3 separate regions of the Mus musculus genome follow, and regions 2 and 3 are each linked to region 1. A link is a loop called in an ENCODE intact Hi-C map of the cell type or tissue named here. Cell type or tissue: heart. All regions are shown on one strand.

The links. Hi-C counts contacts between places; a loop is a spot of excess contacts. Peaks named below come from ENCODE experiments on the same cell type or tissue, not always from the same donor. Only the 100,000 strongest peaks of a DNase experiment are listed, where the experiment ranks them.
Region 2: it touches region 1 in a loop (8-fold over the local background); 26 of 42 quality-filtered maps call a loop at or near these places.
Region 3: a loop joins it to region 1, with 4 times the contacts of the local background. A loop is called at or near these places in 25 of 42 quality-filtered maps.

Annotation. Positions count from the first base shown.
Region 1 is chr5:105,650,614-105,658,613 of GRCm38, reverse strand. Gm32276 (a long non-coding RNA gene) reads right to left here and starts at 7,308. Exons shown (of 5, transcript XR_389458.3): 1 at 7,225-7,308; 2 at 2,275-2,398; 3 at 1,839-1,945; 4 at 813-972. In heart, a CTCF peak has its summit at 3,731 (motif pointing right); DNase peaks (open chromatin) are centred at 3,693 and 6,873; H3K27ac peaks cover 823 bases.
Region 2 is chr5:105,489,630-105,497,629 of GRCm38, reverse strand. It overlaps Lrrc8b (leucine rich repeat containing 8 family, member B), which reads right to left. Exons shown (of 5, transcript NM_001033550.3): 5 at 7,551-8,000. Gm42141 (a long non-coding RNA gene) reads right to left here and starts at 2,208. Exons shown (of 2, transcript XR_880506.1): 1 at 1,976-2,208; 2 at 701-1,374. In heart, CTCF peaks have their summits at 2,118, 2,329, 4,526 (motif pointing left) and 6,008 (motif pointing right); a DNase peak (open chromatin) is centred at 2,309; H3K4me3 peaks cover 1,176 bases; H3K27ac peaks cover 361 bases.
Region 3 is chr5:105,516,287-105,524,286 of GRCm38, reverse strand. It overlaps Lrrc8c (leucine rich repeat containing 8 family, member C), which reads right to left and starts at 4,816. Exons shown (of 4, transcript NM_133897.2): 1 at 4,657-4,816. In heart, a CTCF peak has its summit at 4,927; DNase peaks (open chromatin) are centred at 686, 4,496, 4,966 and 6,096; H3K4me3 peaks cover 4,511 bases; H3K27ac peaks cover 6,230 bases.

The DNA of each region.
Region 1 (8,000 bases):
AGTTGTGTTGATCTTACTACCTTCTTGCCTCCCACATCACTTTGTGGGCCATGGTGGACCGAGACCCCCGCAGGGAAGTAGGACACTCAGAGGGAATAACAAGTCTCCAAGTACTACAATTCTGATGCAACCACGTCTTTAATTCTTCATCATCTACTCTTTGTCCCCAACATTGTCAACAATACAAATCGGCCAGCTTTCCAGACTTCAAGTAAAAAGCACTGGGCTCTCACTGAGCTGGACCAGCAGGTCAAGTGACATTTCAATACATGTGTCTGTACCACAGGCACTAATCAAATCAGAGCTGTTCCTCTTTCTGTCATTGTTGCTTTGTGTTCGAAGCCAACAAACATCTCCCTTCTAGTGACTTTTATGGACTATGGCAGCAGTTACTGTGGGGACACCTATTCTATTGTTTTGTAGAACAGAACAATTTATTACTTCTGTCCGTATTTTGGTGTCCATGAGCCATCCTCCCTCTCCCCCTCTCTCCTTGGGTCTTACATCTTGTTCTTGTGGTCAAAACATGATTGTCACAGTCTGAGGGCAGAGAAGGGGACAGCTGGAAGGTAAGTACAGCATTGTCCTTTTGCTTAAGAGCAGAAAACACTTTTTTGATTAAACAATAGATACTCATTTCTTGACAGTGTGGAAGCTGGAGACTGCAAGGCCAAGATGTTGACAAGACTCTTTCCTTCCATCACCTTAGTCTGTTATGTTCTCCATTTCTCACGACAGTAATGTCCTTGCTACTGGTTTATCATAGTAGATACAACAGAGGGCACAGTTAAGGCATGTAGAAAGCAAGTCACCTGAGAGGAAGAACACGAGACGTCAGGAGCCTGAAACCTCCATTTGGGCTACGGCTCAGAAGTGAAGAATCCTCCCGCCAACTGTTTCCCATCAGTGTTCCTTGTCAAGTCTCACTGGCCCCAAACCAGGGACACAAACAGCCTTAGCCACCAGGAGGAACTGGAAAGTGAACAAAGGGGCAGGAGAGTGGGAGAGTACCTTTACTGACTTCAGTTGAGCTGGCTACACACACACACACACACACACACACACACACACACACACTTCTATACACACATACATACATATATATTCATATATTCACATTTACACATATATGTACAAATACATATAATATATATGAAGTTAGTACAGGAGAAAGAAAGAAGAACTATTGGGAGATTTCCAAAAGCAAAAGCAATTAGAACTTTAGGGTTGACTATCAGCAAAACTATCCTTTTGCCTCGCAACTCTTAGACTGACCTAAATCGAGACTATATATAGTACAAAGTACTCTTTATTCAGCTAATGCGCTGTGCTGGGAACTACTGTTGGGTGTTAGATATATGTTATCTGTGCTTCTCTTACAGTCTGGCAAGATGGCTGCCAGAATCATTATGTTCAGAGAGATTTAGGTTATTTCCCATTAGGGAATGGTGGGGAGGTCTATTCTGATTTCTGTCATTAAAGTCTTACTTTTCTTGAATTTTAAATAAATTAAATCATACATACTGACTTCCCTCACTGACTATTAGGCCCTCAATCCATTCATCAGTAATAGGAATTATTCATTCTTTATTGCTGGAGAGTCTCCAGTTGTTATTTCGATAAAGTACTCCGATTTATTATGTTTTATAATAGATTGGTATTTAGGGTGTTTCCACTTTGGAGATACGAATAAAACCTCTCTTAACATTGTTATAAGTTTGGTATAGAAGCATATGCCTATAATTCCAGGCTGAGGCAGGAGGATTGCAAATTTAAGGACATCCTGAGCTGCAGAGCAAGACCCTGCCTCAAAAGCAAAACCAGCCAAAACCTCATACTCTTGTATGTGTGAGCTGGTGGACACAGGTGCTCTCTTCTGTCAGATTTGCTTGTAGAACTGGAGTGGGCCACATTTGGCATCAGAAGATGAACTCTTAAAGATTTCCTAAGCAATGGTACAAAGTTATAAATTCAATCAGCAATTTGTGAGACAGTGTCTGCCAGTGCATATCTGTGTGCGCATGTGCTTGTATGTGCATCTGCATGTGTATGCATGTAATTTTAAAAGATATTTGGTGTATTGCAGAGGGAAAAGTTGATCAACTTCACAATATTGAAAGTGCGTTTACATTTAACTTATAGCTTAAGTTTTAAAGACTTTGTGAACAATGTAGCATAATCACATTCTTAAAAATGCACCCCTTGACCTTGCACCCAGATACCATTCCAATTGGAGACTCTCAGATGTGGTGATATAATTTAAGGATGGATTACCTATATTGCTGGTAGATTTTTGTGGTATATGAGACAGTTCCTATGATAACCACAAGGCTTTCTTTTCTTTCAGTGATGATGTAAAAATCGGACAATCAAAGATCCTTAGATGGTTCCTGGAGACCTGTTTCAAGGGTTGAGAACTCATATAATGAAATGTATTAATATAATGAAAAGTCTCAGTCATTTATAAATTATATTAAGGTAGTGCTATATTATAGTCATGAGTCACCATGTGGGTGCTTGGAATTGATCTCGGGACTTCTGGAAGAGCAACCAGTGTTCGTAACTGTTCAGCCATCTCTCTAATCCTCCCTCCCCCCCAATTTGATAGATTTTATTAGATAAAGATAATAAACACAGTTCTGATGTCTTTTGAGTATACAGTCTAGCTGTGCAGAGGAAAAAAAGGCCAAATAATATAAGGAGCTATTCCAGTAATACATAAATATGTTAGTTTAATTTTTAAAAAGATTGCATGCACAAGAAAACAACACATATGTGTTTTTAAGGTTATGGCTTTATAAGGTTTATGGTTTTAAAGTTATAAAGGTTAGCCTGGCATAGATGCCCCAGCCCTTCTAAGTCAGTCCCTAAGCAGAAGAGGAAATAATAAGAAAAAGATGTCAGAGAGCAGGGAGAGGTCACTTCAGGCCAATTCAGTGTCAATCGCCAAAAGGCACAGATAGAAGATGCAAGGTCTAGGGCAGACCTGTGAACAAACCAGCCAGAGTGCTGGAAGCCACAGCTGTCAGTCAGAGTCAGAGGGAACTGGCAAGCCCTGCTAAATCAGACACCTGGCGGTCCTCAGTCTCCATGACAACGTTGGGAGCAAGCTAAGAATTCAAAACCTTTTCTAGTTGCATGTCTATTAGATTGTGGGTGGGATTCTAACCCACACAGCCCAACTCTAGCACTGGAAAGGAAGTTCTAGGAGGGTTTGCACAGGGCTTGGAAGCTGGGTGGACCGGAAGTTTCCTGTCTTTCACTGTGTGCGCGAGTGCTAGAATACCTGAGCGTCTACACCTTAGCGTCAGTGGTCCAGCTGGCATAGCCTTGTGTGAGCTGTACTGCTCAGTCTGCCCAGGGTCAGTGACGTGGCTTTCAGTAGGCCACCCTCCAAGCGCTCCAATTTTTGTAGATCATGGCTCTACACAACTTGGGAGATTGGGAGGACATTCTTAACTAGAGGCCACCAAAAATCAGACTTTGAAGGAAGACAAATCCGGCCCGAGGTGTAGGGTTCGTTATCCAGAAACGCTGGAGGAGAAAACCTAGGAGGTAGAGATTGCAGCGTTGTGTGGCAAGGCAGAGCATGGGGTGACAAGGGGGCTGTGCAGATCTGGGAGTGACTTGGTGCCAAAAAAGTCCAGACAGATGGAGAGAGATCAGTCAGGCCTAGAAAAGATGGTTATTGTTTCCTTGCTGTTGCCATATCGCTCGTGGCCACTAGAGGGCTTCCCCGCCTCATCTGGAATCCACACCTCAGCTAAGGTTTCCCAACCGTGCTGCGTTCCAAATCTAAGCCAGGCTGGCCCGTGGGCCCCTTGCTTAACCCAAGCTGGGATTCTGAACCAATGAAATTTGGGGTGCCTCTCACTGGAGTGACAACGAGGCTGGGAACCAGGAGTCAGATGCAGGGGTGACAGAATATGTGGCAGGGTCCACAGTGGCCTGGGGCAGCAGGATAAAGGGAAAGGTAGCTGCCTTCCAAATACCAGCAGGGGCCAGTAAGCAAGGCTTGAGGGAGGCAGAGGTTCTAGAAATCGCTGGAATCCTTTCCCTGCGAGGTGGGCTGTTCGACCTCTCTGGTCGTTGATCATAAGAAACCCTTTCTTTCTCCGGTTTGCTAGCATGGAGGAGCTGGGCTGAACGGCCCGGGACAGCAGACCACAGCCCATTGAGCAATGATCTCTGGGGCTGTTTGTGCAATGTGTGTGGTGTGCTTGGGGGGGCATGCTACAGACACAAAAATTCTAAGACCCAGGCTGTGGGGTGAGAGGGTCATCTCTCAGCCATTTCCTTGGGCAGAGAAGTTCACCATAAAAGTCTAGGTATGAAGTTGTCATTCCCCCTAAAGATGTAGGGTATGGCCTTTGTCTCATGTTCTCCAGCACCTTTGTCTCCTTAAAAAGATTTATTTTTATTTATATGTGTTAATATGTGCATGTGTGTGGAGTGCCTGTGGAGGTATCAGATCCTCTGGAACTGGAGATATAGAACTGTGAGCTGCCTGATGTGGATGCTGGGAACTTAACCCTGAAGTAGCAGCAAGTATTACTTCTTAACATTGGAGCCATCTCTCTGTTCCCTCTCTGACCCAATCCTCCAGCATCTCTTTTGGCCCAGCCTTGATCTTAGTGGACAGACCTTCCACAGTAGAGAGCTGCCTGCTGCCTGCTTCACCTGTCCCCGGGCAATTTCTCTTTCTATCTCTGTCTGGATGTTGTCCATATCTCTCAGAGGTTAGATCATGCTCTCTTATTCGGCTGTATCCAGTTTGGCCCTGTTTCTGTCTGCTGCTCATACTGGAAGTCGGATGGTGGTTCCAGTGGCTACATGAATGATTTAGGGATCGGCAGGAAGGAGATTTGTGTGTGCATTTATATATGTTGGCTGGGCGGGGGTGGGGTGGGGTGGGGGGAGTGTGTGTCCTGCTTCTCTGAGGGCTCAACTCACATATACTCAAAGACATTGGTTAAACTGAAGAATGAATGTCCCAGATGCCAAATCTATGCCCACCCTAAAAGCACAGGGCTTGTCATGGGCTTATACCAGTTGCTATGAGCACGTCCATTGAACACACACTCTTATTGGAGCACAAATATGCAAACTCTTTAGAATATATGTTTTCATTTTCCTTTTTAATTGAGATGTTTCTGTAAGAGCAGTTCTCAAGGACTTAGGTACTCATTTAAGTTGGAGGCATTTCACTGCGTGTACACCTAGTATACAAGATGGCAGCTGTTCCTTAGACACAACTGTTCATAGTACATCAGGCTGGTTCCTGGTCTTCGTTTCCACCTTCTTTTGCCATCTCGTGACACTTGTGATCTAAGGCTGGATCTCTCTCTCTCTCTCTCTCTCTCTCTCTCTCTCTCTCTCTCTCTCTCTCTCCTTCCCTCCCTTGTCCAAGTTCTCCCTACATAGTCTGCAAAGTTTTGAACTCACTGTGTTGCCTAGACTGGTCTTGAGCTCTCTGTAATCCTCCTGCTTCAGCCTCTTGGGTGCTAGGGTTACAGGCCTAGGTCAGCAAGCTCAGTTCAAGCAGTTTGCTCTGGTCCCATCCAGGCACATTACGTTAGAATTCCTGGGCAGGACACAGGAGTTCTTGTATCCCACCCTTGCTCATGATCCCAAGCCAAGTGGTCCCTAGAGCATCAAGGAAGGTAGGGTGCTGGGGTGGCCTTGGGTTCTTGACTTAATCTACTGGCTGTGATGGGGTTCCACAAGTGGGCTTACAAATGGCTGACATAGAGTTCTCAGTGTTCCAGAGGCTGGGAACTCTAAGACTGGGTGCCAGCAGGTTTGGTGTGTGATGAGGGCCCACTGCCTGGGATTCTACAATGCATTCTCACTGAGCTCTCTGGAGTCCATCTCCCAGTCCTTAGTGATTCTCGCTCCATGTTCTATGGGCGGATCCTGGTCATATCATTGCTTCTGGGTTTAGGGTTCCAATGTACAATTTCGAGGGAACAAATAAATTTTTTTCTCTCTCTAAAATGTTGAGTTTTAAGAGTTCTCTGTGTATTCCAGACATAAGGCCTCTGTCAGACATCATTTGTAAATGTTTCTACCACTCTGTAATTTGTCTTTTTGATCCCTTTTACAGGATTTTTTTCCCCACAAAGCAAATATTTCTAATTTTGATGAGGCCCAGTGTATAAATTTTTCCATTTATGGGTTGTGCTTTTTGTCTTGAGTTTCAGAATTCTTCTCCTAGACCCTCATTCTTTTTTTTTTTTTTTTTTTTTTTTTTCTGGCGACTTGTTCCTTTTTAGCAGTTTCACAGTCCCAGAATTCTGTTTCAGTCCAGGATCCATTCTGACTCTGGTGTGTAAGGTGGGAGGCTCAGAGTGAGCGGCTCCAAGCTGTTGAAAGGCAGCCTTTCACCCATTGGCTCACATTCACTCTTTAGTCAACACTCAGAGGGACTTCGTGGGTCTACATCAGAATACGTGGTCATTCCCAGCGTATCCAATGGGTCATCCACTATGTAACTTGGGCTGGCTGTACCTCCCTTCCCGAGTGCTAGGATCACTGACGTGTGCACTCCCTACATATTTCTAGGTTCTGGGCTCTGTTCTAGTCATCTTGCCTGCTCTCCACTCCGCGCACACTGTCTTGATGCTGTGGCTACATATAAATGTCAACATTGAGAAGTGTGATTCTAGTTTTCTCCCTGCCCCCACTCCAAATTGGCTGTTTCTACGGCTGCTTCCTTTCCACATAAATCTGTCTAACCCCGCACAGAAACCTGTTGAGATTTTGACAGGAGTTGCTTCAGTCCGGGTCAGTTTTAAGAAAGGACTGTTTGTTTTCGCCCAGCCCCGGAGCCTGACCCTAGGATACACGGTCCCGTCCAGCCAACACAAACACCTTTCTGGTGCAGGAGAGACTCCACGTGGACCAGCTTTGGCAGTGTAGACCAGCCTGTGAGCTCTGTTCTGCTTACAGCCCTGCAATCCGAGGAGATTCAAGCCCACATCGGCTTCTAAAGGGCTGGTGGAAGCTTCCTGGGACTCAGAAGGTGTCTTAAGGGAAAGGACACTGACGGCTCAGAACAATGCCGTGAAACCCAGAGATTCCGTTCAGTAAAATTGATCGTTGTCTCTGCTTTGCTGGAGAAAGGGACATCTATTGGATAGGAGGCTGGACAAAGCGCTGTGAGGAATTTTGTGAGGAGGAGACATGATGAAAGCCGGTTTTGTCAAAAGACTTCGGACTTACCTTTCTGCTCTCTAGATACCATGCCCTCTTCTCCAGAGTCCGGAACCACTCCCTAGGCACCAGAGCCTCCTCTTCCTGTGGCCTTTTCTATACCACAGCCACTTCCTCCTGGCCACGCCCTGTACTCCTGATCTGTCTTATTTTAGTTAGTGATCAAGATATCAGGCATTAACCTTCATTTCAGTTCCTCATCCAAAATGCACCCAAGCTTTTTTTCTTTTTCTTCTTTCTTTTTTCTTTTCTTTTCTTTCATTTCTTTCTTTCTTCCTTCCTTTCTTTCTTTCTTTCTTTCTTTCTTTCTTTCTTTTTTTTTTTTTTTTGAGACAGGGTCAAGATCTCACGAAGGCTCTACTAGCTTTTGTTCTCCATATGTGGCTGAAGATGACTGTGCACTCTTGACCCTCCTGCCTCCACTTCCTAAGCACTAGAGATGTGCCTCTGCACACTGCTCAATTCTGTACAGTCTCTAAGAGTTCTTTACCGCTGGGGCAATCACAAGACCCAGCTTGTGGAAGGAGAATTGTATCCACCTTACAGTCAGTTGCAGTGGTTAGTTAAGAATATGCTGTGGTAGCCAGGCATGGTGGTGCACGCCTTTAATCCCAGCAGTTGGGAGGCAGAGGCAGGCAGATTTCTGAGTTAGAGGCCAGCCTGGTCTACAGAGTGAGTTCCAGGACAGCCAGGACTACACAGAGAAACCCTGTCTCGAAAAACCACCCCCCCCCAAAAAAAAGAATATGCTGTGGTATATGTTCTCCAAGGGCTGGAGAGATGGC
Region 2 (8,000 bases), 160 kb after region 1:
GATTTTATTCCCCTCCCTCCCACACCCCAAAAAGGATTTCTTGTCCTTTACAAGAATTAGTGTCCTTCACAGCACTCAAGTTAAAGTCCTGTTTTTCAGGTCCTGCAGACGGAGGACAGATGTTTCTTTAGGCTTGAAAAGGTCCACTCCGTTTGGCTGACTCAGGAAAGATTGTATCTCGTTCTGAAGGTTGCAGAGAAATGGCATCGGGCAGATCATTTCAAACAAGAGCCAAATCAAAGGAGTTATCGCAGAGTGGATGATGTTTAAACCCAAGAGAGTAGGATGTTATTGGATGCATGGCTGGGAACTCTGCACTTCAAAGTTCAGTTTGGACCTGGACTCTTTCAGATGTCTCCTGCCCTGCTGAAACTGTCTGATTGACAGCTATGCGGGTAAGGCAGGGCGAGAAGTCAAGTTGGGCCAGGCTGGGAGCTTCGGCAACATTGAGAACTGCATGGATCATGGAGTGCAAGTGGGAACTTGGCCGTCTCAGGCAAGGAGAGACTATTCAGATAAATAGAAACTTGCAGTGAGCCCAGAAAAATTCCACTGGATTGTGTGGGCATATTTGAAACACTCACTCTCACTATGGAAACACGATCATGCCTGGAAGAACATCTCTCAGCTTTAGGGGTCAGAATGGCAACTTATGAGAAGGCTCCTTAGGGAACATGCACAGATTCACTGTTACTATGTGTAAATGTTCATGTATGTGTACGATGTATGCGCATGGGCATGCTTGCTACAGCTTGCATGCAGAGGTTACAGGAAAACTTTGTGACGCTGGTTCTCCTTTCAGCTTTACATGAGTTTCAGGGGCCAAACTCAGGTCACCAGGCTTGTGTGCCCCCTCGGGTAGCAAGTGCCTTACCCTTTGAGCTGTCTTCACAGTTCAGCCTATTCCCACGTTAGGAAGTCCACTGTTAGGCTACGGAGCATCATAGTGTTGCAATGCCAGGATTTACAGACATCTGTTCAGACACCAGATTCTTTTTTACTTCTTAGCCACGTTCCCTCAGAGCTGGGTGGTGCATTTTCATGAGGACAGGAGCCCAGCTGCCCCCATTGTCCCTCACCGAGGCCTCACTACCTACAGAAGCACTTGAGTGGCAGCAGTAGGCACTCAATACTTGTAGGAGAGCGTTTACATCTCCAAAAGAGGCTGAGATAGAAAGTTTCAAGAATAATTGTTGGGAAAGGACTCTAACTCCACGTCACCGCAGAGTCAAGTGCCTCCCAGGCTTCCTGTTTCTTTCTGGGTTGCTTAAAGGATCCTTCAAGGAAGCAAGGGCTCATTTTGACTCACAGTTTCAGGGGCTGGTCATCAAGGCAACAGGTCGTCATGGCAACAGGTCATCATGGCAGCAGGCACTTGAAGCAGTGGTCCACAGTCATGAGGAAGAAAGCCATGAATACTCATGTTCAGCTCATTTTCTTCTTTCAGAGTCATGGATTTCAGCCCATGGATTAGTACCCCCACCCCCAGAATTGAATCTCCCCACATCAATTAGCCTAATCAAGGGTATTCCCCATGGGCATGCCCAGAGGTCCATCTCCCAGGTTATTCTAGATCTTCTTAAGTTTACAGTGATTTTTAACCATTACTAGAACACAGCTCTATTGAAGACAGAGGGCTTACCTTTTTCTAGGTCTAGTGAAGTCTAGAGGACAGAGGACAGGCACTGCAGGAAGTCCTCTGCATAGCAGAAAGCCTGGTGGTGTAGAGCTCCCTCTAAGAACCAGACAGGGGAGGGTATGCCCTTTGTCTAGGTAGAAGCTAACCCTCTGTGGCACACCCAGACTACAGTTGCCTTGCCACAGGGCCAATTTGATACTTATGCCCAGAGCTCGAAAATAAAACCCCAGGAACTTTGAGCTCCAAGGATCTGCCCCTGGGCGGACTCTGGGCTGGATGACAGCCATTTTTCACCTTCCATATTAAAGACAGAGAGGGCAGAGCAGTTCTGTTCACCTGCACAAGCCAAGCACTTCCTGAAAACTGTCTCTTCAGTATCACGCCGCCTGTCAGCTCTGCTCCAGTCTGTTTTAAATAGTCTGTCTTTATTGCGTGCCTGGCTTTCCGATGGGGATGTCCTGCTGAGCAGTCTTTTAAGGTGATTCTCCACTCCCTCACTTCCGAGGTTTCGAGTTCTTCAGTGAAAAGTTGTGGTCGTGTCAGGAAAGTGAATCATGTCAAAGGGGGGGGGGGCGGGGCGGGGAGGAAGAAATGAGTGACATGCAAGCGCTAAAGAAAGTCACTCAGGCGTAGCCTTCGCTTGATCATCGACACGCCCACTCCCCCAGCGGGTAGTTTAGGCAACAGCAGCTCCACAGGCTCACTAGGTCACAGTCAGATCCGTCTCCCTCCAATCTCCTCTCACTCAAAGAAGCATGTCACTTTTCTCAAGGCCCATCCAGTCGTTGGCCCATTCTGATTATGTGATACAATACCCAGGCCGTTCAGCTCATTTCCGGCTTTGCAAGAACCTAAAATCCTCTCTGTTAAATCCTCCTTTAAGATGAGGGAACGGAAGGAAAAGGGCTGACTTTCTCTCTCTCTCTCTCTCTCTCTCTCTCTCTCTCTCTCTTCCTTCCTCTTTCTTTCGTTCATTCTTTCTCTCTCTCTTCTTCTTCCTCTCTCTTTCTTTCATTCAGGTATTTTATTTATTTACATTTCAAATGTTATCCCCTTTCCTGGTTTCCCCTCCGAAACCCCCGTATCCCATCACCCCTCCCCTTGCTCATCAACCCACCCACTCCCCCTTCCCTGTCCTGGCACCCCCGCCTCCCCTTGCTCACCAACCCACCTTCCCTGTCCTGGCAAGGGCCGCTTTCTTTATCTTCCAGCAAGAAAAGAGTTTGTGTGACTGAGGACTGCGGTCCCTGGGTGTGAGCAAACCTTGGAGACGTCTGAGATACTTGATATGTGGTGGCCTCACATGCTACATGCCTCAAGCAATTTGAAGAACACAGGGAAAACCAAGAGATCAAGGAAGGCCACTGGAGGCTGCAGGGCTGTGGGGCCGAGGGTGTGAGAGCTTGGGTCCCCCTTTCTCTGTGCTTAACAGTGTAGTCAGCCAGAGGCAAAGCTAGGGCCACAGCTTCTAATCTGGAACACAGAATGAATTCAATACGCTCAGCGAAACTCATCCCTTCTTCTCCTCCTCCTCAGGCTCCAAGGAGCTAAGTCGACAGCAGAGGGTGGTGTAGCAGAACTGTGTGAGGAATTCATTTTGCAAGTCTGAGATGCCTGCCAGCCAGCATTTTCCTACAATAAGTCAGTTTGCAGGGACTAAATCTGCAACTTCGTCCCCAATAAAACAGAAACTGGGAGCTTCCTTAGCAACTGGAAGCAAGACCACAGTGTTAACAACTCTTCAATAGACAGGGGCCCTAGGCTACACAGCCCAGTGGAACTCACCATTCCTCTGAGAGCAGGAATATGCAAAGCTTTAGGTTAAGCCTCCAAAATAAAAGCTATGTATGCTTCAGCATATGCAGTTTTAAAACAGTCATTTGGATGACATACTTATACCAAAATGTGTTTAAAATTTGTGTGTATACTGGCATGTACTTGCATACCAAGTATTTTCCAGAACATTCATGTATAACCTTCATATTAGAAAGGGCATTACAGTGCTCAAACCCCCAAAACTTCTTAGAGGTGTGACCTTGGCAGTGTTAGAGTATATAAAAGGTATTGATTTGGTGGAAAATTTGGTCTCTAGCTTAAAACCCAGCTGTGCTATTGACTTTCTGTATAATCTAACATACAGTCCAATATGGCACTCACTTTGCTGGGATGAATTTTTCACCTGTTAAATGGAATTCCTGCCTACTTACACTTTAAGCATCAGCGGCGTTCATGATGCTCCTGGGAGATGCCCTGGATATTCTCAGTGATGGTAGCCACTGCAGATGCCTTTGAGAGCTGGGTTGCTTATGAGTGAAGTGGGGACAGGTCCTAAGTCAGCAATGCCCCAGGCACAGGAAGGTGTGTTTGTAACTGAAAGGGGTGCAGCTTGTTGGGGAACACGCTGGGCCTGGTGAGGCAGGAAATGTGGCTGCTGATCTGGGCTCTTCCAGACACAAGGCTTTGGCTAAGTGCATGCTTGTCAGTTGTACTCAGCGTGTGCGTGTGTCTGTGTGTCTGTGTGTCTGTGTGTGCAACACTGCTTCTTCCATCGGCAGGAGGATTGTGATCTCGCTCAAACCTCTGACCTTCTCTTGGGAATCTCTCTATGGTGCTTTCTTGGTGGCGAGTTCTATATCTGCAGAGCTAGATTAAAGGGTAACTCACCGTCTCAGAAGACAGAAACTAGAGTATAGAATTGGAAGAAACATGGAGCTTTCCCCTTGCACAGAGCAGCTGCCCACAAAAGGCTCAGCCCACTGTGAAAAGACTACTTTGATTGGCAACTTCTGGCTTTCACAGGCTCTGAGGCCTCTATGCACTATGGCCATACCTAAGATGGGCAAACAAACACCTCCTTTCACACAGGTGGCATCTGATACCCCCTGGTGGTGCAGTTGAGTAACTCTGGGAGAGAAGCCTTTCTATTTTGCTCTTAAACACCTGCGAGGCTTTTCAAGAGCGAAATCGCCTTTTAATTAGTGGCCTGCTAACTCCTGTTGAGAAGGAAGCCTTTGTGGCCAAGAACGAGGCACCGTGTGCCAGGCCAAGCCGAACTAGACGTTAGCACTTTTGGACAGTTGCCTAGGGTTGCTAATCTGCAAAAGGGCTGAATGTCATTAGAATAATTGGGGATATGGGGCCAGTTAACTCCAGCTTTCAACTGCAGTTCTGTAGGTTAACAGATTAAAAAAAAAGGAAATTGGCTCGGATCCCATTCCAAATACTGAGTAAACTCTATTCTTTCAGATTTTAAAGTGTGGCAGGAAACTACCTTCCAGGAAGAGAGGCTGGTGAAAATATTAATCTTGCTAAGATAAAGCAATGTGTCCTCTTTGGACCAGTGTCTACTTAATGTTCTTGTAGATGGGATTCAGGCATGGGTCAAGATATGTAAGCTTGGAACACGGGCTGGGTGAGGCTGATCAGTGGTGGGTGTCCAGGGGAAGAGAGATGTTATTGGAAGGAATGGGATCTGGGAAGGGAGGTGGCTGGGACAAGAAGGTGAAGTGCTTGGAGGAGAGGTGTCCCCACGGGCAAGAGGTTGTCTCAACAGTTGGGAGTGGAGGACACAAAGCTCAGCTGGGAGATTTCTTTCCCCCTAGACCTCCAAATCCCCACTGGCTTCTTGGTTCCTACTGCAGAATCATATTTGAGAGGGCAGTGGACATCAAAGCCTGTGAATTTTATTCGGAGTAAACCAGTTTCCCCACCTCTTTACCAAATCTATGCTGGCTATTCAAACCATGTCTCTTTTCCTCTTCTTTTAACTGGGCATCCAATTCTTCACGACCGGGGGCTCACACCTAGTCTTGTCCCAGTGCCAGGAAGCACCGTGTGGCACATTCTTTATGCATCTCACATGAGATGGAGTGATTGAGTCTGAGGCCAGGGCAAGGGAAACTAAATTGGTTTAAGGTCCACACCAGGCACAAGAGAGTGGACTCCCAAAGCAGTCTTTCTTTGGTTCAGGCTGTTTTATAACCTTGTAGGCTATTTTACATGTGTGGTGTTGGGGCCCTTATTCCGGGGGTGAGAAGCTTGGCTGAGAGAATTGTACATATTGTCAAATCATAGGGAAACATTTCCCCTGTGCTCACAGATGCCCCTTTAACTGACAACTTCCGGACGAGAAATTACCAGGAGGGTTTAGAATGTGGGGCAATGGAGTGCTGGCGAGAAGTTTGTCAGTAAAGTGTAGTGAGGGAGTGGGGAGGCCTGGGAGATTTGGGGTTCAAGGGAAGTGGGGAGTCTGTTTTCTCTGTTAGGTCAGGTAATATGAATAACATGTTCCCCCCCAGTGAAGAACCTGGAGCTACACTGACTATGCAGAGAGCTTCCAACATGCTCTCATCTCAGCAGCAGAGGGAGGTAGAGAGTAAAAAATGAAATGGTGTGTGTGGACCCCTCTGATGGGCACCGCCACAAGGCTGCATGACTGAAGCATTAACTGAGAGTCTCGGCACAGTGCAGGGTTGTGTGTCAGAAGACAGAAAAGCTTGTTAGGCAAGGGTTGAGGAGACAGCACAGGGTCGAGGGGGACTAAATTCTTAAATAGTTCACACTGAAAATGGCTATTCTTCTGATCCTTTTTTGGCTTGCGGCTACTTGGGAGGACCAGGGACTAGGGGCCACCAAGTGGGAACAGATTCGAGGGAAGAAAGCAAAAACTGAACAAGTGCTGCAGCCCCAGAGCAGCCCACACTGCCTCCCTTCCTCCATCAAGCCCCTCACCACATTCGTGAGGTGAGGTTAGACCAAAAAGGCAAACCCTGCCCTGAAGAAAGCCCAGGAACTACAGGCTTTCGTGGGCCGCTGCAGGCTTTCGTGGGCTGCTGCAGGCTTTCGTGGGCCGCTGTAGGCTTTCGTGGGCCGCTGCAGGCTTTCGTGGGCTGCTGCAGGCTTTCGTGGGCTGCTGGCCTTGATTCACCTACGCACTTCCCAGAAGGCTGGGGAAGCCTGTGGCAACTGTGACTGCTGTTCTAAACTGTTTTCCATTCCTACAGACCTAGAGGAGCCTACAGGCCAGAGGCAGTCTACAATCCAGACCAGTTTCCTTTGTACTCTGTTTCAAGATTCCCAAGATTCATTCCCACAGAGTGAGCCCCGGTGCCCACTGGGGCTCTGGTATGTGTGGATGCTCTTGTGTAACAGAGTGAGCAAAGGGTTGTGCTTGTGTTTTTGTGTTCACGTGTGTGACTGAAGGCGCTCACACAACAGCTTGTGTGTGAAGGGTAGAGGACCTCTGGTGTTGGTGGCCCTTGAGCTTCTGGGCATTCTCCTGCCTCCACCTTTCATCTAGCTGTAGGAACATGGGATTACAGATGCGGATCAACACGTCCAACTTCATATGGATGTTTGGGAACCCACGCTTGGGTCCTCATGTGTTCATGGCGAGTGCTTTACCTGATTAGGAAGTTCCAAACATCAAATTATCACATGTGCATTTTGCATGGTAATTCTGTTTTCTCTCCCATCGATAAGCCTGTTGAGAGGTGTCTGCTTTGGAGTTCCTTGGATCTCATTTACCTGGTACACTGCTCAGGCGCTGCTATTAACAGCACATGGACAGGTGCCAAGAAGGGGGGGGTGGGCAGAGCTGGCTTTTGAGCATCTAAACCTGAGACTCTCGGAGGAAATGTGGGGGCAGTATGGATTGAATAGCCATCAGAGATTTGGCACAGAATTCTCCTTCACCAAACCCTTGCATATGCCAATGCAGGCCACTCTCAGTCCAGGACACACTGCTCTGTGGCATGGCTGCATATTCACAAAACCCAGCGAGCGATTCAGAGTTATGTGCAGGCATGAGAATACACCATGTTATTAAATGACAGTACAGCTGTGTGAGAATCGAGAGATGGCAGTTGGTGTTGGAAGCTGAGCAGAAAGAACAAGGCAAAAACAAGGCCAATCAGATTCTAGTGATTCATCTTATTTGCCATTTATTATAAAAATGTAATCTTTTTACATAAAAGATGCTTTAAAAACAGCAAAATTTACCCAAATCTACCAAATGTAGGGATTTGAATCCAGGGGCCAAAAACATGGAACATAATCATACATTTTCTAGTAGTTAATTCCAGATACACATTTCCAAGTATATGGTAAAAGGTAAAAGGGCAAATGCCGGCCTCCACTGGGAGCTAACAAAACTAAGTATCTCCGCCCAAGATCGGGTCATCCTTTTACTTAGCATGAAACTTAGAACTTTAAGTCTTACTGTACAGTGTGAATATAAAGACAGACAGACAACAGAGATGAGTGCAGACACATCCATTCTAACCCTACACCTTTCTGTATTTAAAAAATTGCACCATGTCTGTTAGAAATAACGAACATGCAGAAGGCATTCATAATTGTT
Region 3 (8,000 bases), 130 kb after region 1:
ACATATACATACACACAAATACAGACACATGCACATACATGCACACACATACACATAAACACACACACACATATATACAGATATATGCCACACACACATACACACACATATACACACACATACATACAGACACATGCACATACACACATTCACACAGATACATACACACACACATACACATATGCACATACACACACACACACACAAACAAGTGAGGGGCTTGAGATAACTCTTAAGACAAAGGTGACATTAACTATATGGTAAGCGAGTACTGTGGTGTTTTTCTTAGCTGCGGTAGGACCAACCGCTTATAAATACATGACTTGCCTTTCATTTAGGGCATAAGAACCATCAAGGTGCTGTCCTAACTAAGCAAAGAAAAACAAAATAGAAAAAACGTCTACCACCTCAAACGACTTACTGCCTTCCATCGTATATTACCCGGAAACATATTATGAACATGAAAACACTAAACATGAAAAAAAAAAATAAAGCATTAATGTGCTTGTCTGAAGTACATTTGGACTGACAGAAGGGTTTGAGGGAGGTTTGGGGCCAGTGAGGAGGGGGCATTTAGCTCCTAGCTCTGCCTACGGTTGAGGGTGGGGTGTGTGCTGGGGAGATACCGGCATTGTCACAGGCCTTGAGAGATAAGCAAGGCTGAGAGACCTGGAGTGGCAGACACAGGAAAGTCTGTCTGCCAAAGCACACACATTCCAAGCCACTGAAACAGCTCCAGTAAGTTCTTTAAAATGTGTGGTGCAGAACAAAGAAACACACTAAAAAAGGTGAGTGCTTGTTTCTAACTCAAGACTTCAGGAAAGGATGTGATTCAAAGGTTAAACATGCTAAAAAAAAAAAAAAAATTTAACCCAAGGGTAGATGGGGGAGGACGGAGCCTATGGCAACACTGTCCTCAGCCCCTCCAGTAAAAGACACCAGAGCTGAAGGCAGAGATCTCAGGCAGCTCCAGACAGGCTATGATAATGGAATCCTTACTGCTCATCCGCGAGGAGTAGGGAGCTGTCTCTACATGCCTAGCTTCATCTAATTCATGCAGTGAGCTAGGCTCTAAAACTCCGTTACACAAGGAAACCAGACTCAATGTGGCTCAATCATGTGGCATCCTTTGAATACCTATCTTTCAGTGCAGCCAGAACTTGAGAGCAACTACTCTAACCTGAAGCTACACTCTGTATGCTGTGCCAATTTAAAACAATGTATATATATACTTAAAAATATTTATTTATTTATTTATTTATTTACTATAAGTATACTGTAGCTGTCTTCAGACACACCAGAAGTGGACATCAGATCTCATTACAGATTGTTGTGAACCACCATATGGTTGCTGAGATTTAAACTCAGGATCTCTGGAAGAGTAGTCAGTGTTCTTAGCCGCTGAACCATCTCTCCAATCCATATATTCTTCTATGATATATTTTTATATCTTATTTACTTGTTTATTTTTGTGAAAGGCCTTCACTGTGTAGCCCAGACCACCTTGGAACACACAATGCCCAGACAAAGCTCACCTTACACTGGTAACAATCCTCCTGCCTCTGCCTGCTGAGTGCTGGTATTTCAGGTGTGTCTCACCATGCCTGGTTACCATTTATATTGAAAAGAAATGGAGTCAAAGACACCTCCACGACACCTGCATAGTAACGTCAACCTCATTAGTGTAATATATGTTCACAGATGAACCAAGATGAGAGACACAGCCAACATTTCTGGGATGAGGGAGAAAATCCTGGGAATGTATAGTCCATGAGATACAGTTGCCAAGAGCAGCTGATGGGAGAGGACACAGTGGTCCTCTGGGTCGTTTCAAATTATTCATTTAGTTGCAATCAGTCAAAAGAACACCAGCTTTGGAAACAGACTGTCCTTACTCAAAATTCAAACTCTGTTGCAGATCAACCAGGGCGTGGCAAACTCTGGAGAGGTTACTTTATGCTCTTAATTTCTGTTTTCTTGTGCAGGTGTTATGGTTAGTTTTAGGTGGTGGGGGGAGCCTTTGGATAATGGGACAAGGGGTAACATTGAGAACTAAAGAGAACCAGATGTGGTGAACTCACATGTGTACTTCTATCACTCAAGAGGCTGAGGCAGGAAGATTGTCAGGACTGTGAGGTTAAGACTGGGTGGCAAAGCAAGACTGTGCCTAAACAAACAAGGGCAAGCAGTATGGTGCCCGACTGCATCCACTCAGGATATTCCATCTGCATGGCATTGCCAAGTCATAAACTCTGAGCCCCATTCTATAAAATGGGTATGGAACCATCCCTCTTAGGATGGGAGAGACACCAGGCCAGACAGTTAACGTAACAGAAATGTTTTCAAATCATTAAGACAAGTCTTGCTAAATAAGTATAACTTTTATTTCATTTCTCTTTAAACTTGGGCTTTATTACCATGGTGCCAATGACTATGGATTAAAGTACTACAGAAGATTTAAAAGTCACTGGCAATCAGTGGTGGTGCACTCCTTTAATCTCAGCACTTTGGAGGCAGAAGCAGACAGACCTCTGAGTTTGAGGCTAGCCTGGTCTTACAGAGCAAGTTCCAAGACAGCCAGTTCCCTGTCTCAATCAATCAATCAATCAATCAATCAATCAATCGATCAATTAAACATAATAATTTGATAAAAACTGGGTATTTGGAAATTAAAATATTTCTGACTCTGAATTGTTCTTTAAAAAATAAACTTTACATAAGAGTTCAAGTTGTTCATTTCTGTTAGAATTCTTACAACTTTTTCTTTGCTAAAAAAGTTTCCTCTTTAAAATAAAAAACACTCCTTGAGGATGTTACTCAATTGATAGGCTGTCTAGCATGAACAAAGCCTCAGGTTCAATCCCCAGCACAGAATAAACTGGGTGGTGGTGCTCCAGTAATCCCAGCACTGTGAAGATCAGAGGTTCAAGGTCTGAGGCCAGCCTGGGTTACACAAGACCAGTAAAACAAAAACAAAAACTCACAATATTTCATCAAAGTGCCTGAAAATCTGAGAAACAATAGATGAGTGTTGCTAGCACTAGTTCAGGCCATTTTGCTTATGAGAAATGGTTAATTATGCTTACCACCTTTTACACATAATGAGGTGGTGGCCCCTAGCTGCTAGCAGTCTAGAATATAAAAGAGGGAAATGTTTGTACTTGCAAAAACTGCCCTCCCCATCTCTCAGTTGGTCTAAGTCATAAGAAATTCAAGTATTATAGACTAGAGATGTGTAGATCTAATCTGATAGCTTGGTCCACATATCTATTGGGAGTGCAAAATCTGAGTAAAAGTCTATCAAGTTCAGATTACAACGAGGGTTGGTGGCTTTCTACAAATTATCAGGAAATGAAGAGAAGCGTGTATAGAGCTTTGGTGCTGGGAGTGTTGCAGAACTGCGTGAACCAAGTGGTTTAAAATTACTCGTATTCCCCTGTCGCCCAAGTGGCATCTTAATGTCAGTCCACTCTACATCCTTGTCCAAGCTTCAGCAAAGCACTGCATACTCGGCAGAAATGTGACCGTTAGCTAAGGCCACACTTCATATGCTACTGCAGTCTGTAGATGTGAAACAGCACCTCTAAAGGGTAATAAGGCTCTATGAGCCAAACCTGGACACTCCCACAAAGATCAATTAGTCTTATTTTTCACTTTAAGGAGGATGGGAGCCCAAAAATGTTTCCTAACTAATTTGTTGCGAGTTTAAAAATACTTAAGGAGTTGGAAACTCAGTAAAGCTCTGCCCTCAACCTCTAATAAAACATCCGCATTAAGCATGGGGACTAGATGTGGGCTGAGCCGTTGCAAAGAAAGGTAACTTGAAGGATTTTAAAATAACTGAAATCTGATGTACACAGCCAAGTGTTGGGGGAGGGAAACATTAGCTGCTGGAAAAAAAGAAAGGCTTTGGCGTCTATAGAGCACACCCTGAGGCTCCCAAGGGGCTAACTCCATCCCAAACACCTCTACGCTGGAGAAGAGAGAGAGAGAGAGAGAGAGAGAGAGAGAGAGAGAGAGAGAGAGAGAGAGCCTGCTAGCCTGCTAGGGTCAGTTTGGGATGAAGGCAGAAATCCTGGCCGCAGTTGCTGGCCTAGACACCTGGCCTCCAGGGTCTTAGGATGCAGAGCAGCCCCCTCCGGCCCCTCTGGACTTGCAGGTGAGCGGACTAGTGCTCACTGGATCTCTGTGTAGACCTTCGATTTCCCCCTCCTTCCTCAAAAAGTGTAACTTCAGGCATCTTCCAGGGAGGAGAGGGGGTTGGGGAGAAGAGCAGAAAAAACAGGCCCCAGCATCTCCGGGGGTTTTGAAGGTAGGGAAGGAGAATGGCCATCCCTGCAGCAACCGCGTTTTCTCCTAGTACGCCCCTCCCCCAGTCCCCAGAACCTAGCGGCCAGGCTGTACTGGGCTCCCGGCTGGGGGTCCCTGGCGCGGACGCCAGGGCCCGCGTGGGTTGGGTGGGGTTGGGGTTAGCGGGATCCCCGAACCGCACGCTGAGTAGGCGACCACAATGTGCCTGTCCCAGAGCCCTGGGGAAGCAGGGTCACGAACGAGGGAGGGTGGACGGGTCCAGGCTGGGGCGCGCCCAGAGAACCGAGGCTAGTGGCAGGGTGCTGGCCGTCCCTCTCCATCCCTCCGCGGGTCCCCGGCACTTACCTCTGGGGGCGAGGGTATCCGCAGAAAAGGATGCCAGGGCGCGGCGAGCTGTGTCCGGGTTGGGCTCAGCGGCGGCAAGCGACCGCGGCGTCGCTGCTCATGGCTTGTCGCGCTCAGAGTGCTGCGGCCACGGCCGCGGCGGCGCCTCGGTCCTCGTCTTCTTCGCGGGCTCTGAGCCGGGACGCAGCTAACGCCCCAGCTCCGCAGCCCTGTTCCTCCTCCCCGGTGCCTCCCCGCCTGCAAGCGGAGCCGCCTCCAGCGCCGCCCCGCGCGCCGCCTGGCCCGCGGCAGCCAGCGCCGCCCAGCGCCCAGCCCCGGGGTCGCCGTCGGCTGCCGAGCCGCCGCCGCGGTGCCAGCCCCGCTGTGACGCAGGCAGCGATGCCCGGGAACTTCCTCCTCTGCCGAGACCACCAGGCGTCCAGGGCAGGCGGGCCCGCGCTGGGCGGGCCCCGGGTTCCCCACCGGGAAATCAAGCCTCTCCGCGGCTGGATGATTCCGCTGCTCAGAGCTGCCTACCTGGTTGGCACAGCAGGGAAGATCGGTCCTCTGCCTCCTGTGTGCAACCCTAACAATGCCAAAAAGCGGGTGGTTTCTGTGAGCCCGCCATCCGCTCTTACACCGCAGCTCCTCCCTGGGCTAAGTTGAAGCAGAGCGGCTGCTGCTAAAAATAGCCCTCCTGGGAACTCCCAGAGGGTCAGGTTGGAGATAACCCCTCCCCAGAGAATGAAAGGTCCAGGAAGCGGGTGGAGAGGGGGCGGTGGTATATATGAGGGGAACAGGGAAGAACGAAAAAAATCCGATGCCCGTAGTTTACAAAGCCTTAAGACCCTGGGCAACCTCAATCCCATTGACCAGCTGGCAGGAGTCCCTCGTTACTGGACCCTGCAAGATGGGCTTCTGGGCTTTGAGCAGCAGGTGCCGTTCCATATGAAAGCTCCGCCTACGATTTTGTGTGGGCAGAGGTGGGGATCGTGTGTGTGTGTGTGTGTGTGTGTGTGTGTGTGTGTGTGCAAAAGAGTTAACAATGTGCCCCGAACCACCTGTTGTTTAGACGATGTAGGGGAGGGATTCTCTCCCAGCCATTGATCTGAGCCTTGGGTTTGTCTGCCTATCTCTCTGCCCAATTATAGTTTAAAAGCACAAACTAGCATCTTGAAAGCTGGCATCTCCCTAAAAAGAAAAATTGCCTATTGGGGGAAAAAGTGCAGATAAGATCACTGTAGCAGTCGAGAGAGAGAGAGAGAGAGAGAGAGAGAGAGAGAGAGAGAGAGAGAGAGAGAGAGTTTGTCAGTAACCAGCTGGCTGTCCTCAGAGCACTTGACGCAGATAAAGAATTACTCTGCCCTGGCAGTCTGGGAGAGACAGAAGAGGACAAAAACGGGCAGCCAGCAGCCATTAACTAGTTTGTGTGCTCCTGCATGGTGAGTTTATAGAAGACAATCATTTTCCAAGCCATGATAAAAAGCAGGGTATGGGGGCCGTGGGGGAGGAGCCTATTCCTCCTTGCCCGGCACCCCCCCCCCCCAACCTAACTGTTCTTCCTGCTCACAGAATAAAATATTATATACTGCCTCTAATCCCAATGTAGTTGTGGGCTCTGGAAGACAACCTTAAACCCCTTGGGGCCTTAGGGGAATTGGTACAAGCTAACAACCTAGGGTGGGGTGTTCTGCTGAGGAAGCAGAAGAGGTTTGTGTCTCTGGGGGAAAGACAGAGACCAGTTTTAGTAGTCTGCTTTAAGGAAGGGAGAGGGGTGGGAGAGATCCAAGTACCTTGTAAGGCAGCAGGTAGATATAAAAATACTCCATGAGGTAGCTCTAAATTCAAATGTTCTACCTCAGGGACTTGGGTGGGGATGTAGCTCAGGGCCAGTGTCTCAAGGCCTTAAGTTTGGATCACCAGAAAACAAAACAAAACAAAACAAAACAAAACAAAACAAAACAAACAAAAAAACAAAAAGCCAAGCACAAATCTCAGAAGAGCAACTCCTAAAGTTGAAAGCCTTCCTCGCAGTGTCTTGTTCTCCAAACACCTCCCCATGGTGCTTCAGCATTCTCTGTTGTCCTTAGCATCCTGACTGTACGCTGAGGCAGGCCAGCCCACTGCCAAGGACACAGTAAACCCTAGGTTGCTGGTGAAGGTGCAACAGGCATATGTCTCTGCTCTTCCTCTGTAGGTTCAAGGAAGGACTGCTCCTTCGTACACGTCTATCCCGTAATCTAGGTGTAGTACGGCAAGGTGCTGGGAGGATTCCATAAAACGTGCAAAGCAGCAAGAAAAGGGACCAAGCACTTCATGTTGTAAGCACCCAAAGCACGAGATCAGTTGTTGAAGTTATTACTCTTTGCTCCCTGGAAAAGCAAAATAGATTCAGTGTTGAAGTTTGGAAATGAGACTCGCATGCCTCCATCACAAACGTCTCCAGAGCTGCTGTCTGAGTGTATCCAGATCTCCTCTGGGGTGACCTAACAGGACAGGCAGGGCAGTTCTGCAACTGTACACAGGGGTTTGATGATACACGTTAATTATGGAGAGTTACTAGTCTAAAAGCCACAACACCATACTGCTATGGTCATCTCTTTGTTTTTGCTAGCTTACAAACACCAAGTCTAGTCTTTTCACTCCAGTTACCTTAACTAAACTACACACTTAGCAAGCTCCCTATAAAAACATGGGGCAGATCAGCAATCAGGTGTGAGTGCTGGGTGCCAGAGGTCTCAGAAAAGCCCGAGGGCTCTTCCCTTGACTCTAGTGTTCACAAGTTATGGACGAGGGAATCTGGCAAACACATGAAATTGGAAGTCTCCATCTTCAAACTGCAGTTTGAGTTCAGCGAGAGAGGAGGCTGCTGCTGGCTAGCTAACCTGAGATTCTATATTGTCTTTTTATCTTATGTGCATTTCTCCAGCCTTTGCCTCCCACTCTGAGCTAGGGAGAGAACTCATGGCCTCGTTTTCAGCAAGTCCTCTATCCTGGAGCAATTTGACATTTTATTTGAGCTTCCAGATTAAAGCTCTATGTCTAAACTTTACACAGATACAAGTTAACCTCAGATTGTTTGTGATAGAGTGGAATGGATATTTCTGGACTGGACAAGGCTAAGGTCTAGGGTAAGGAACTGTACACATCTGGACTCAATTTCTGTGTGGCTAGCTATGTGGTCCTTAGAGTCTTCACCTTTGAACTTCAGCTCTTATCCAGATCATTCTTTAGGAGTACGGTGAGGTTAGGGGTGTCTCTTGTAGATGGTGTGGGAATGGCAATGCTGTTGCATTGTTTTATTATTAAGTGTACCCCCCAAAAAAATCCCTAAACTGTCATTGTCCTTCGAAAGCATAATTAAT